Regions from separate parts of the Homo sapiens genome. Here region 2 is linked to region 1. Evidence: read pairs that join two places in POLR2A ChIA-PET (ENCODE). Cell type or tissue: CD4-positive, alpha-beta T cell. All regions are shown on one strand. Links, peaks and the distances in the headings refer to the core of each region. The heading gives the core; the rest is flanking DNA.

Region 1 (7,646 bases), core at 1,085-6,084:
AGGTTGCAGTGAGCGGCGATCATGCCACTGCATTCCAGCCTGGACAACAAAGCAAGACTCCATCTCAAAAATAAATAAGCCGGGTGTGGTGGTGCTTGCCTGTAGTCCCAGCTACTTGGGAGGCTGAGGTAGGAGGATCGCTTGCGCCCAGGAATTCAGGGCAATGAGCTGCGATTGTGCCACTGCACTCCAGCCTGGACAACAGAGCAAGACCCTGTCTAAAAAACAAAACAAAACAAAACAAAACAAAAAAAACCCAATGCCCTTTGACTTACAATGATGCTACATCCGGATGAACCCATCATAAAGTTGGAGAATCCTGAAATCAAACCATTGTTAAGTCAGGGGACATCTGTACTCTTTGGCCCTTTATAGAAAAAGGTTGCCACTCCCAGGTCTACAGGTCCAGTTTGTCATATGTCAGCATAAGCACAGGTCTGTTTCTGAGCTCTCAATTGTCTTCCACTGGCCCGTTTTCAAGCCACCACCACCAATTTCATTACTGCACAGCTTTGTAATCTTGTATCTGGGTTGAGGGGGTGGGGAGCCAAGGCTCTCCTACTTGTTCTTCTAAATGGACTTGGGGCCGGGCATGGTGGCTCATGCCTGTAATCCTAGCACTTTGGGAGGCCAAAGTGGGAGTCCAGAAGTTCAGACTAGCCTGGGCAACATAGACCCTGTCTCTACATACATACACACATGGATGAATGAATGACTTGGCTGCTGCTGCTTTTTTTTTTTTTTTTGAGGCAGGCTCTCTGTCGCCCAGGCTGGAGTGCAGTGGTGCAACCTTGGCTCACTGCAACCTCGTCTCCCGCGTCCAAGCGATTCTCATACCTCAGCCTCCCAAGTAGCTGGGATTACAGGTGCATGCCACCATGTCCAGCTAGTTTTTGTATTTTTAGTAGAGATGGAGTTTCGCCATGCTGACCAGGCTGGTTTTGAACTCCTGACCTCAAGTTATCCGCCTGCCTCAGCCTCCCAAAGTGCTGGGATTACAGGCCTGAGCCACTCTGCCTGGTCTGCTGCTGCTTTTTAAAATTAGTGTTCACTTTCCTCACTAGACAAGGTCTGTCTTCAATGCTGTGTCCCCAACACCCCATGCAGGGACCAGCACACAGGAGGTGCTTAGTATTTGTGGAATGAAGAACATTCCAATGTTAGCTTGTTCATCCTTATTTTATAATGAGAGAAACAGGCTCCATAAGGGGAACTGACTTTGCCTGAGGTGTTGCTTGCCCCTTACAAATGCCTTATAACCCACCCATTTTACAACAAAGGCATCTGAATCCAGAGGAGTGACAAAGCTTGTCCAAGGCCTGGCAACTTGTAAGAAGTGGGTCAGGGATGGGTCTGAATCTTGGGCTTTTTTTGTTTTTCTTTTTGAGATGGGGTCTCGCTCTGTCACCCAGACTGGAAGGCAGTGGCACCATCACAGCTCATGGCAGCCTTGACCTGCCAGCTCAAGTGATCCACCTTCCTCAGTCTCCCAAGTAGCTGGGACTAAGGTACATGCCACCACAGCCAGCTTTTTTTTTTTTTTTGGTAGAGATGGTGTCTCGCTATGTTGCCCAGACTGCTCTTGAACTGGCCTCAAGCTAACCAAAGTGCTGGCATTATAGGCGTGAACCACCACACCCAGCCTGAAGCTTGGGCTTTTGAATGTCTTTAAATGGTCAGTGGTATATACCCTTTGTTCTTGCTCTTATCACCTAGTGTATCGGAGATTTTTCCACATCAGTACATATAGCGCTTCCTTTTTTCCTATGGCTACCTATTCCATTCCATGGCTGTAATTCAATAGTCGGTCCCCTGTTCTTGGGCACTTGAGTTGCTTCCAGTCTTTGGCCACAACAGTCGCACTGCAGTGAACACCCTTAACACTATGCTTTTTTTTCACATTCATGAGTTTATAGAATAAATTCCTACAAGTGGAAGAGTTGAGACAAGCATGTATGTATTTTCAATTTCTTAGATACCGTCATATGGCCAAAGTGGAGACACCAGTTTAAACTTTTAACAAGAGAGCCTGTTTGCCCACAATCCTCATCAACCCACGATAGTAGCAGACTTTTTACCTTTGCCATGTAAGTGTGTGGGGAGAAGCAGAGCCAGCGCTGTCAAACCACAGCTCCACGTCCATGGTTTGAGATCTCCCCAAAGCAGGGGAGCAAAGAGTTCCTCGGGCTTCTGAGCTCGAGCCCAGTATAAATGGCCAATCCCTTGCCCTGCCCTCTGCCAGCTATCTGGAAGAGGCGAGCTCATACAGTCGGTCTTAGAAATCCCACCTCTTACTGGCTAGGGCTGGCGGCAGAAGGGGACAGTGAGCCAAGGGAGGGCTCAGTCTCTCTCCCCCTTGTGCTCCACCTGGTGGTGGCTGCGTTGATGAAGGAGCAGTAAGCGTCTCTGGCCAAAGGCCTGGCCGCAGCTGGAGCATCGGTGCCAGGCAGTCGCCTGGCTGCCGGGCGCGGTTGGGGGGTCGTGACATAGGCGATGGGCGGCCAGCTTGGAGGGAAATGAGAAAGCCTTGGGGCAATGCGGGCAAGGATAGGGGCGGGCGTCGGTGGCGTGGTGCGTGTGGCGGTGGGCCGCCAGCTTGGAAGGGTAGCAGAAGGACTTGGGGCAGTCGGGGCACGGGTAGGGGCGGGTGGGTGCGTGGGTCCAGAGGTGAGCCGCCAGCTTGGAGCGGTGGCCAAAGGACTTCGGGCAGTGTGGGCACGGGTGCGGGCGGGCGCCGCTGTGCGTGAGGCGGTGGGCTGCCAGCTTGGAGGGGTAGGAGAAGGCCTTGGGGCAGTCTGGGCATGGGTGGGGTCGGGCGCCTCCGTGTGCTAAGCGGTGCGTGGCCAGCTTGGACGGGTACGAGAAGGCCTTGTCACAGTCGGGGCAGCGGTGCGGGCGCTGGGGCGGGGGCCGCCGGCGAGGCCGGGGAGGCGAGCCCGCGGACGCGGTGGGCCCTGGAGCTGACTGGCTGGGCTTCTGCGGTGGGCCCTGGTGGGGAGCTGGGGGACAGGAGGGCTGGTGGGCTCCAGGAAGCAGCCAACGCCCTGGGCCTAGGCCAGGCTCCGCCACGACTTTGATATTCGTGGGGCTCCTCCAAGTGTACCTGGGCACCTCAAGCATCACATTGAGACTCCCCAAATTGCATGTTTCTGCTCCCCCCTCCCCCCAGGCGTCATTCTGAGGGACTCCAAAGGGTTACTTTCCTGGATCCCCAAAGCTACTAAGGCTTCCTCAAAGCTACCAAGGTATCCGTTTCTAGTATCTTCCCAGTGATCACCCTGACATCCCGCATGTCATCCCTGACCCGTCCCTTCTGTAAGGCTCATTTCCTGAGCCTTAGCAAATGGTCACTGAGGCTCTCTCTGAGCCAAATGGGAGGATTTCCCAGAATGTGGCAGTTTTGGGGATCCCAAATAGTCATCACCCTAGGGCCCTCAAATTTTCACCCTGAGATTCCCCCAGAATGTGATTATTTTGGCCCCCGTTCCTGGAGAATGCTCCCTACTCACAGGCGGGGCACTCTCACCTTCTTTGGTCACTGGTTCCTTGCCAGTGGGACTAGGATCGGTAGCCCCGGCCGCGGACTCCGCGCCTCGCTCCAGCATCTTGCTGGCACAGGAACCTAGGGGCAGGGCGCGGGGCGGGGGTGACGCCGGTGATGACCAGGCTGATGGGGATAGGGTTGGAGGGCCTAAAATGAGGGATCACACTGTTTAGGAGCAAGGTCTGCAAGTATGGGATGCTAAGGCGGGGGCAGGCTTAGCGGGGAGGCGGAGCCTAAGAGCACAGTGAGCGGGGCTATGCAAATTCAAGCCAGAGGCAGTCCCTTCGCTATCTAAACCCAGGGTTGGAGTCTTTCAGCAGAGTGGGCGGAGTCTCCACAACTAACTCAGCGGCCGTCTTAAGCGCGGAGCCGGCGGGGCCTATGCGCAGAGTGGGCGGGACCTTCCCCACCAGACCCTGCAGTCCTGGAATGGGCGGGGCTGTACAAAAAAAGTCTTGTTCTGAAACTAGACCCAGGGGGCGGGGGCCTTCGAGCGGAGTGGGCAGGTCTTTCATCACCGTCCCAGGGGAGGGGCCTATGGGCACAGTGGGCGGGGCTTCACGTCGAAGACCTAGCTTTACCCGGCTTTTGACTTAGTCTCAGTTCATTGACGCCGCGTCAACTGCGCCCTTCTTGCCGTTAAATTTCATCCCTGGCTTGGATGGGGCCGTGGAGGATAGAGGGGGGACCTGGAGGAAGATACGGAAGGAACCTGGCATGCGTCGCGGTCCAGAGACCCCTAATGGACTTTTCCCTCAGAGTCCCAAGCGTAAAGGATTCAATGCACCCCTCGGAATCAGACATTCAGGCACCGATGCACCCTCCCGAGGCTCTGGCACCAATGCACAGTCCCTCCAGCATCTCCAGAATCTAGGCGTCCGGACCACAACCGATCTCCCTCGGGGTGATTCTGGCATTCAGCCTGCAAGCCAATATCCGCGCCCGAACCCCTGCGCCCTCACCTGCAGGACGGCCCCTCCCCGGGGGCGGGGCTTCCGGCTCCTCCCGCCACGGCCACGGCCGCAGCCGCTGTCGCCGCTGCTGCACTGCCCTCGGACCAGCGGAGCTGCCCCGCCCGGCGCGCGTCCGGCGTCGGGGGAGGGCAGGCAAGGGAGCGCGCGCAAGCTGCTTAGCCCAACCTCATTTCCATCCCCTCCTCCCACGCTGGACCAAAGGGGGCGTCAGAAAGCATGCGCAGTGCGGGCTGGCAGAGGCTGCAGAGAGGGGGAAGAAGGAATGGAAGGAGGGGCTGGGTGCGCCAGCCAGGCAGGCAAGTTCGTGAGCAAGCGCGAAGCTACCGTATCGACAGAAAGTGCACCGCCGGTGGCGGGGCCTACGGTGGCTGACTGGAGTCAAGCATGTACAAGACTAACATGGACAAACTGCGCTTGGAAATCAGTGCATGCACCCGTCTTTTTAATGTCCCTCTTCTTTTCGAGAATTCCGCTGAGTTCCATCTCCAGAGGCAGTTTCAAGAGCTCGCTGCTAATTCTACCCTTCAAGGCGTTTGCAAAAAGTCTGGCCAGTTCTTCGAGAGAGGGCGGGGGCGGGACTCCGGGCTCAAAGAGAGCCAGTGCCCAATAAAAGGCACGTTATTTGCACAGCGCCTTGGCACACCTCGCTATTGGGTGATTCAAGATTCTCAGCCACGCACCCATCTACCTTCCCCCTCGGAAGCCTGGGTGGTCCCGAGGTGCCCTGGCCCATGCTCTTGGTGCCAGGCCTGGGGTGGCATGCAGCTTAGCATTCTTCCCGAGCAGTGGCGGTGCACCTTCCTGCCTGGTGCAGAAAGGACCAGGAAATGCCCATAAAAGTCCTCTGCATGGGTGGGTCTCAGTCCGATAACCCGCAAGGTCTGGCGATCCCTGGGAGTTTGGCGGGGTTATTTGGACTCTGGAGCCAGATTGCCTGGGTAACTGGTTTGGAATACGGCTGTGCCACTTTCTAGCCGTGTGACCCTTTCTAGCTCTCTTTCTAGGCCTGTTTCCTCATCTATAAAATGGAGCGTTTTTAGGATTAAATATGATAATCAATGGAAAGTGTTTAGACTAGAAAGTGCCTAGGCCGGGCTCCCTGTCTCATGCCTGTAATCCCAGCACTCTGGGAGGCAGAGGCGGGCGAATCACTTGAGCCCAGGATTTCCAAACTAGACGGGGGCTAGGCACGGTGGCTCACGCCTGTAATCCCAGCACTTTGGGAGGCGGAGGTGGACGGATCACCTGACGTCAGGAGTTCGAGACCAGCCTGGCCAACATGGTGAAAACCCGTCTCTACTAAAAATACAAAAATTAGTCAGGCATGGTGGCACACGCTTGTAATCTCAGCTACTCCGGAGGCTGAGGTGGGAGGATGGCTTGAACCTGGGAGGCAGAGGTTGCAGTGAGCCAAGATCAAGCCACTGCACTCCAGCCTGGGCAACAGAGTGAGACTCCGTCTCAAAAAAACAAAAAAACCAAAAACCCAAACAAACAAAAATCCCAGCCTAGGCAACATAGTGAGACACCTCCCCATCTTAAAAAAAAAAAAAAAAAAAAAAAAAAAGTCTGGCTTAATGGCAGCCTGTAGTCCCAGCTATTTCACGGGGGTAGGGAGTGGGGACTCACCCAGGAGTTCATGTCTGCAATGAGCTATGATTGTGTTACTGCATTCCAGCCTGCGCAACAGAGTGATACCCCGTATCTTTAAAAAAAAAGTTTTTAAAATAATTATTCACTCATGACCAGTATTGTTTGATTTACCCCCCATCCACTCTTCCCAAATGATTCTGAAGCTAAATGTCAAACATCATATCTCATAAATATCTTTTTATTACACTTGATTTGCTTGACTTAAGATCTAAATGAGCTCCACACATTGTATTAGTTTGAAGTGACACTTCGGTCTCTCTCTCTCTCTTTTTTTTGAGATGGAATCTCGCTGTGTCCCCCAGGCTGGAGTGCAGTGGCGCAATCTTGGCTCACTGCAACCTCTGCCTCCCGAGTTCAAGCGATTCTCCTGCTTCAGCCTCCCAAGTAGCTGGGATTACAGGTGTTCACCACAACACCCAGCTAATTTTTGTATTTTTAGTAGAGACAGGGTTTCACCATGTTGGCCAGGCTGGTCTCGATCTCCTGACCTCGTGATCCACCCGTCTTGGCCTCCCAAAGTGCTGGGATTACAGGGGTGAGCCACTGTGCCCACCTCTTTCTTTTTTTGCACGGAGTCTTGCTCTGTCACCCAAGCTGGTGTGCAGTGGCGAGATATCAGCCCACTGTAACCTCCACCTCCCAGGTTCAAGTGATTCTCCTGCTTCAACGTCCTGAGTAGCTGGGATTACAGGTGCCCGTCACCACGCCTGGCTAATTTTTTTTTTTTTTTTTGTATTTTTGGTAAAGATGGAGTTTCACCATGTTGGCCAGGCTGGTCTCAAACTCCTGACCTCAGGTGATCCGCCCACTTCGGCCTCCCATGGTGCTGGGATTTCAGGTGTGAGCCACCGCGCCCAACCTCTAGGGCCACAGCTATTTTCAAGAACCATGATTTTAAGAAGGCAGAGTAGAAGCCAGAAGACCAGTGAGGGTATTGTTATATATTAATTACAGTATTAATTGCTAGCACTTATTATACACTGGAAACTGTCCTTATGTGCATTAATTTATTTAATCCCCATAGCAATGTTTTAAGAGGAGGTGCTACTATCATCCTTGTACAGAGGAGGAAAATGAAGTGTGGAGGGGAAGGTCATCCCAGCCAGGAAGTATCAGAGCCAGGATTTGAATCCCTCAGCCTGGCCCTGCAGTCCAGGCAATTTGCATTTATGCTTTGCTGCCCCTTGAATGGGGCAGAGGGTGTGATAACAGAAAAGTGGCCTGGTTAAGATAGGTTAAATCTGGCTGGGCACGGTGGCTCGGCCCTGTAATCCCAGCACTTTGGGAGGCTGAGGCAGGTGGATTACTTGGGGTCAGGAGTTCCAGACCAGCCTGGCCAACATGGTGAAACCCCATCTTTACTAAAACTACAAAAATTAGCTGGGTGTGGTGGTGTGCACCTGTAATCCCAGCTACTTGGGAGGCTGGGGCAGAAGAATCTCTGGAACCCAGGAGGCGGAGGTTGCAGTGAGCTG
Region 2 (7,646 bases), core at 1,200-6,199, 95 kb after region 1:
AAACCTCATCTCAAATTGTAATCCCCACATGTGGAGGGAGGGACCTGGTGGGAGGTGATTCGATCTTGGGGGTGGTTCCCCCATGCAGTTCTCATGAGATCTGATGGTTTATAAGTGGCCGTTTCCCCTGCACTGTCTCTCCTGCCACCTTGTGAAGAAGGTGCTTGCTTCCCCTTCCCCTTCCGCCATGAGTGTAAGTTTCCTGAGGCTTCCTCAGCAATGTGGAACTGCAGGTCAATTAAACCTCTTTTGTTTATAAATTACCCAGTCTCAGGTAGTATCTTTTTTTTTGAGACAGAGTTTCCCTCTTGTTGCCCAGGCTGGAGTGCAGTAGTGCGATCTCGGCTCACAACCTCTGTCTCCTGGATTCAAGTGATTCTCCTGCCTCAGCCTCCTGAGTAGCTGATTACAGGTGCCTGCCACCATGCCTGACTTTTTTTTTTTTTTTGTATTTTTAGTAGAGACGGGTTTTCATCATGTTAGCCAGGCTGGTCTTGAACTCCTGACATCGGGTGATCTACCCACCTCAGCCTCCCAAAGAGTAGGGATTACAGGCATGAGCCACCTTGTCTGGCCAGTATCTTTATAGCAGGTAGTATCTTTATAGCAGTGTGAGAATGGACTAATACACCCTTTAATCTTTTCCTCACTTCCTTCAACACTAATGATTTTTGTGAACATTTATCTACTAACATATATTTAACATTATCTTTTTAAAAATTTTTTTGTGAGAGGGGGTCTTGCTCTGTCACCCAGCCTGGGGTGCAGTGGTGTGATCGCAGCTCATGGCAGCCTTGACCTCCTAGGCTTAGGCGATCCTTCTGCCTTAGTTTTCCAAGTAGCTGGGACCACAAGTGTGCACCACCATGCCTAGCTAATTTTTAGATTTTTTTTTTTTTTTTTTGAGACAGAGTCTCGCTCTGTCACCAGGCTGGAGTGCAGTGGTGCCATCTTGGCTCACTGCAACCTCTGCCTCCCAGGTTCAAACAATTCTCTTGCCTCAGCCTCCTGAGTAGCTGGGATTACAGGTGTATGCCACCATGCCTGGCTAATTTTTATATTCGTAGTAGAGATGGGGTTTCATTATATGTTGACCAGGCTGGTCTCAAATTCCTGACCTCAGGTGATCCACCTGCCTCAGCCTCCCAAAGTCCTGGAATTACAGGCGTGAGCCACCACACTCGGCCTTTTTAAATCACGTAAATAATACACAGACTTAATCCTGCTATAGAAATTCAAATGTAGAGTCAACCGTGAAAGTTTCCCTTGTCAAGATTCCCTGGCATCTCCTCTTCCATTCTACTTAGGACCTTGGAATGGGGAGATGCTGCATTTTGGAGGTAAAAATTCCAATAGTAAAGTGAAAGCTAGCATTTACTAAGCAGTCCCCATGACCCAGGCACATATGAACTTTTGAAGGTTATCAGAATCAAAATGGAGTCACTCATGTTAAAAAAAAGAAAAAGAAAAAAAAGCTCCGACCAACAGAGTGAAGGAAAGCCATGGAGAGAGGGTTCTCATACTTGTATGACTGATCACAAAAACTATCACAAAAAAACTGCAAAAAACACAATCTCACACAAAGACCATTGCAAACTTACACAGAAAAATACTTCTGCAAGGACGTTTGCCCAGCAACTGCCTGTCCAACCCCAGACTGGCATCATCTTTGTGATTCATTTTTCTAGCCAAAGATGATTATTTCAAAACCATTATGTAATTCTCCTCATTTTTTTTCTTTAAAAACCTTTGTCTTCTTTGACCTCCTTGAATATGTATAACACTCCTATTCCCATTGCAATTCTCTGTTCTTGAATAAACTTTTTTTTTTTTTTTGAGATGTAGTTTCACTCTTTCGCCCATGCTGGAGTGCAGTGGCATGAACTTGGCTCACTGCAACCTCCACCCCCCGGGTTCAACTGATTCTCCTGCCTTGGCCTCCCTAGCAGCTGGGATTACATGCACCTGCCATGATGCCTGGCTAATTTTTGTATTTTTAGTAGAGATGAGGCTTTGCCATGTTGGTCAGGTTCGTCTCGAACTCCTGACCTCAAGTGATCCACCCGCCTCGGCCTCCCAAAGTGCTAGGATTACAGACGTGAGCCACCTCGCCCAACCAATTTTTGTTTCTTTTAGAGAGCCTCTCGCTGTTTGTTATCTAGGTTGACAACTAATTTAATCACAATAAAATCCACACTCCAAGCTAGGAGTGGCCTGTGCCTGTAGTCTCAGCTACGTGGGAGGCTAAGACAGGAGAATAGCTTGAGCCCAGGAGGTTGAGGCTGCAGTGAGCCATGATTGTGCCACTATACTCCAGCCTGGGCGATAGAGCAAGACCCTGCCTTAAAAAAAAAAATGGCTGGACACGGTGGCTCACGCCTGTAATCTCAGCACTTTGGGAGGCTGAGGTGGGTGGAGTACTTGCGTTCAGGAGTTCGAGACCAGCCTGGGCAATATGGCAAAACCCTGTCTCTACTAAAAATACAAAAAATTAGCCGGGCATGGTGGTGCATGCCTGTAATCCCAGCTACTCTGGAGGCTGAGGCAGGAGAATCACTTGAACCCAGGAGATGGAGGTTGCAGTGAGCCAAGATCGCGCCACTGCACTCCAACCTGGGTGACAGAGCAAGACTCTGTCTCTAAACAAAAACATAAACAAACAAAAAACTTCCTAAATCCATTATCCCCATACTCTGATCTGTGCCTGCCTCTTAGATGCCGCCTCCTGCCATTCTGCCACTTGCCTCTTCTTGCCAGCCTTCTTTCCATTGCTCACACACACCAATCTCATGCCCGCTTCTACACCTTGGCACCACCATTCCCTCTGCTGGGAAAACCTCCCTCATGGTCTCTTCATTCACACGTGGCTGGGATGTCATCTCCTTTTGGTGGGCGTCCCTGACTACCTTATCGAAAGCAGTATCTCCTCTCCCCATCACAGCCTCCGTCCTTTAGTCAGTTGTGCTTCTCTTCAGAGCACTTACTTCTCTCTACCTGACTTCATATCGTAGATCTGTTTGCTTTTTATGCATATGGAACTTTCTCTTGGTCACTGTTTTGGTTTTTTACAGACAGGGTATTGCTCTGTTGCCCAGGCTGGAATGTAGTGGTGTGATCATAGCTCACTTCAGCCTCAATCTCCTGGGCTTAGGTGATCCTCTCACCTTGACCTCCCAAAGTGCTGGAACTATGGGCATGAGCTACCACCCCTGGCTAATTTTTAATTTTTTTTTTCTTCTTTTTGAGATGGAGTTTCGCTCTCGCCTCCAGGCTGGAGTGCATTGGCGCGATCTCGGCTCACCGCAACCTCGGCCTCCCAGGTTCTTAATTTTTTTTTTTTTTTTTTTTTTTAGAGATGGGGTCTTGCTATGTTACCCAGGCTGGCTTTCAATTCCTGGGCTCAATCAATCCTCCCACCTTGGCCTCCCAAAGTGCTGGGGTTACAGGCGTGAGCCATCATGCCTAGTCTGTCTTGGTCATTGTTGTCTCTTTCTCACACAGAGCAAGAGGAACCCCATAAACTGTTGTTTCCTGAATGATGGAACCATCTTGTTGGGTTAGACCTGCTCTTATCCCATTTTATAGATGAGAGATCTAAGGCTCAGGGAAGTTAAGTCACTCAGCTGACAGGTAATGGAGATGGGTTTCAAATCCAAGCAGGCTAGCTTCAGGATTTGGCTGAGCAGCTGCAGGTTTCTTGTATTGGTTAGTTACAATAATGCTGTGTAACAAACCACCCCAAAGCTCAGTAGCATGTTTTTTTAGCTTCTGAGTTTGTGGGTAGGGCATTTAGCTAGGCTTGGCTGGATGGTTCTTCTGGGTCATCTGTACCTTCTCATATGTCTGGAACTCAGCTGTCAGCTATTCCAGGTTGGTCTGCAACAGGTTGGTCTGCAAAACCAATCACGGCGGTTTTGCTTCAAGATGGCGTCACTCTTGACATGCAACAGGCTGCTTTCCCATACACGGCCAAGCCCAGAGTCCTCTCATCAGCTCAAAGTTCTTGGGCTCTGCTTCCAGGTAGGAGAGTCAGAGGCCGTTTAGGGGAGGACCTCAGGGAGCTCCCTTGTATGGCTTCTTTAAAGGACGCTCCCAGGTTCAGGATGCACAGGGTTTTGGCGGCGGGGGCCGGGGTGGAGGCGGCGGGGGGGGGGGGGGCGGGGTAGGGGGTGGGGAGAACGGAAATGAAGTAGGAGAGAGTAGTCAAGCAAAGAAGCTGTTGTGTCTGCATTTGCCATTTGGGTGTGGTTGTCTAGAGGAAGTTGGCAGGAAGCTTTGAAGGCATTCACATTTGCTGGTTGATGAGAAGTGAATGATTTGATGTTATTTGCTCTTAGTCATTGCATTATTTGCTCTTAGTCACTGCATTATCAGTTTTTGTTTTTGTTTTTTTAAATATATGTATGTATCTTTTCATTATATGTCTATGTTTTCTTAATTAATCTTAATCTTTCTTAATCTTAAAATGAAGATTTGCCTTTAGCTCCGTTAAGCATTGATTTGTAAATAAAGGTGCAGATAATGAGGGTTTCATGCATCTCAAGACCTTTGGAGCTCATTTCAAAATCTTTTCTCGTGTGCGCCTCATAGACCTGGATTCCATCCTGGTTCCATGTACGTGATTTGCAGAAGCCACTTAATTGTCATGACAGCTCTATGAAGCCAGACTGTGATTATTGCCATTTTATAAGCCAGGGAAATTTAGTGGTTTGTACAAACCAGTTTCCCAGGATTTTGGCTGCTTGTGAAAAATAACCAGACCCAGATGATTCCAGATGATTTCCCTGAGTAGAATGGGCTGGCTGGGCTGTCACCGGCAGATTAGAGACAGCTGTCTTGGCATGAGGGCCTGAGCCAGGGATCCCAGCTGGGTCTCATCTCTCCAGCATCACAGTAGAGGGCTGGTCTGGTCTGCAGCTGTCATTCTTACCGTTACTGTGGGTGTGGGCGTTTCCTGGTTCCTGATCTTCTGGAGTAACCTCCCTACCCTCAGGGCTCTTGGGCTTGGAGTGCCTTATATCTGTAATAGCAACGATGCTTTTACAGTTGGTGAACCCCAATACATAGATAGACAGATGGATATATAACTCAAACTCTCCGATAAGCATCTTTCAACCTTCCCTCTGAGTCATCATTAAGGACCTTTGGGTTTTTTCCCCTGTAGAGGCAATATTTGAGAGATTTATTGTTCCTGAGGATGCATTTGGAATGTTGGTTAATCGCCCAGGCTGGAGTGCACTGGTACCATCATGGCTCACTGCAGCCTTGACCTGCTGGGCTCAAGTGATCCTCCTGCCTCAGCCTCCTAAGTAGCTGAGACTATAGGCATGCACCACCATGCCCAGCTAATTTTTAAAATTATTTTTATTTTATTTATTAAAAAAATAGAAATGGGGTCTCGCCGTGTTACCCAGACTGGTCTTGAACTCCTAGGCTCAAGCAATACTCCTGCCTTGGCCTCCCAAAGTGCTGGGATTACAGGCATGAGCCACCATGCCTGGCTAATTTTAAAATTTTTTTCTAGAGTTGGGGGTCTCACTATGCTGCCCAGGTTGGTCTTGAAATCCTGGGTTCAAGCAATCCTGCTGCTTCTGCCTCCCAAAGTGCTGGGAGTACAGGCATGGGTCACCATGCCCAGCCCTAATAAGCATTTATTGATTTATCGATTGACGTGGACCGGGGCTGCTGTAGTCATCTGGAAGCTCAATTGGAGCTGGAGGATCTGCTTCTAAGATGGCTCCTTCACATGACTGGCAGGCTGTGCCTGCTGTTGGTAGAAGGCTTCAGTTCCTCAGCCCCATTGGCCTTTCTGAAGGCTGCCTTGTAGGGGCCAGCCCTACGGGGCTTAGCGGGTGTTCTCCCCATGTGCGGAGACGAGAGATTGTAATAAATAAAGACACAAGACAAAGAGATAAAGAGAAAACAGCTGGGCCCAGGGGACCACTACCATCAAGACGTGGACACCGGCAGCGGCCCCAAAAGGCTGGGCTCGCTGATATTTATTGCGTAGAAGACAAGGGGGCAGGGTAAGGAGGGTGAATCTTCTAAGTGATTGACAAGGTGAAGCAAGTCACGTGATCATAGGACGGGGGCCCTTCCCTCTTGGGTAGCCTAAGCAGAGAGAGGGAAGGCAACGTACGTCAGCGTTTTCTTCTCTGCACTTATAAGAAAGATCAAAGACTTTAAGACTTTCACTATTTCTTCTACCCTTATCTACTACGAACTTCAAAGAGGAGCCAGGAGTGCAGGAGGAGCATGAAAGTGGACAAGGAGCATGACCATTGAAGCACAGCACTACAGGGAGGGGTTTAGGCCTTCGGATGACTGCGCGCAGGCCTGGATAATATCCAGCCTTCCATAAGAAGCTGGTGGAGCAGAGTGTTCCCTGACTCCTCCAAGGAAAGGAGACTCCCTTTCGCTGTCTGCTAAGTAATGGGTGCCTTCCCAGACACTGGCGTTACCGCTTGACCAAGGAGTCCTCAAGCGGCCCTTATGCGGGCGTGACAGAGGGCTCACCTCTTGCCTTCTAGGTCACTTCTGACAATGTCCCTTCAGCACCTGACCGTATACCCGCCGGTTATTCCTAGGTTATATTAGTAATGCAACGAAGAGTAATATTAAAAGCTAATGATAAATGTTTATAATAATGATTGATAATTGTCCATGACCATCTCTATCTCTAATTTGTATTACGACTATTCTTATTCTAACTATTTTTTTTTATTATACTGAAACAGTTTGTGCCTTCAGTCTCTTGCCTCGGCACCTAGGTAATCCTCCGCCCACACCCGTTTAGTTGACTCGAGACAGTACAGATCCACCAAAGTGGCTGAAACCTACATACACCAAAAGCATGGCCTTGATGAGGACGAATTTTTCCAAATTTCCTGGAGGGACTTAGAGAATCTTAAGAAGTTTCCAGAAAGCTAAGATGTGTTTCCAGGGCTCTGTGAAGGAAGAAGTTGGTCCCCTTTCAGGGTGTTGTGTGTCCCCATTGGGGTCAAAACCCTGGGAATCCCTGACCTGTGCCATGTCTTTTAAAATTTTCAGGCTAACATCCTTCTGGGGGAACCCAAACCCTGCCTGGGGAATAACTTGAAGCATCTCAGTTCTCAAATTGCCCCCTGCTTACCCCTAAAAGGAGACCACACAGAGCTCCACCAACCTCGAGGCAGGTATGTATGTGGAGGGAGAAGAGCAGGAAGAGATTCAGAGCAGTGTTTCTTTCTTCTCTTTTCTTCTTCTTCGTTTTTAGATTTATTTATTTGTTTGTTTGTTTATTTGTTTGTTTGACAGAGTCTCACTCTGTCACCCAGGCGGGAGAGCAGTGGCAGGATCTTGGCTCACTGCAACCTCCTTGTCCTGGGTTCAAGCGATTCTCATGCCTCAGCCTTCGAGTAGCTGGGATTGTAAGTACACGCCACCACACCTGGCTAATTTTTGCATTTTTAGGACAGACCGGGATTCACCATGTTGGCTTGGCTGATCTTGAACTCCTGACCTCAAGTGATCCACCCAACTTGGTCTCCCGAAGTGCTGGGATTACAGGTGTGAGCCATGGCACCCAGCCATTTCTTTCTCTTTTTCTCTCTTTCTCTCTTTTCCTTCCTTCCTTCCTTCCTTCTTTTTCTTTATCTGTCTCTCTT

What was found. ChIA-PET counts read pairs that join two places held together with the same protein. Peaks named below come from ENCODE experiments on the same cell type or tissue, not always from the same donor. Only the 100,000 strongest peaks of a DNase experiment are listed, where the experiment ranks them.
Region 2: POLR2A ChIA-PET joins it to region 1 with 36 read pairs; 19 of 35 experiments call an interaction of 5 or more read pairs at or near these places.

What each region holds. Positions count from the first base shown.
Region 1 is chr19:43,530,382-43,538,027 of GRCh38, reverse strand. ZNF575 (zinc finger protein 575) reads right to left here and starts at 4,840. Exons shown (of 4, transcript NM_174945.3): 1 at 4,507-4,840; 2 at 4,126-4,233; 3 at 3,527-3,691; 4 at 1,941-2,999. The coding sequence starts at 3,605. The coding sequence ends at 2,341. RefSeq lists silencers at 4,425-4,734, 6,702-6,873. In CD4-positive, alpha-beta T cell, for the core only: CTCF peaks have their summits at 2,355 (motif pointing left) and 4,824; DNase peaks (open chromatin) are centred at 2,727, 2,777, 3,977, 4,807 and 1 weaker place; H3K4me3 peaks cover 2,087 bases; H3K27ac peaks cover 2,325 bases.
Region 2 is chr19:43,435,936-43,443,581 of GRCh38, reverse strand. No RefSeq gene overlaps it. Among named protein-coding and RNA genes, the nearest start is that of TEX101, 25 kb to the right of the region's middle. In CD4-positive, alpha-beta T cell, for the core only: no CTCF peak of the experiment used is centred there; DNase peaks (open chromatin) are centred at 4,261 and 6,121; H3K27ac peaks cover 1,891 bases.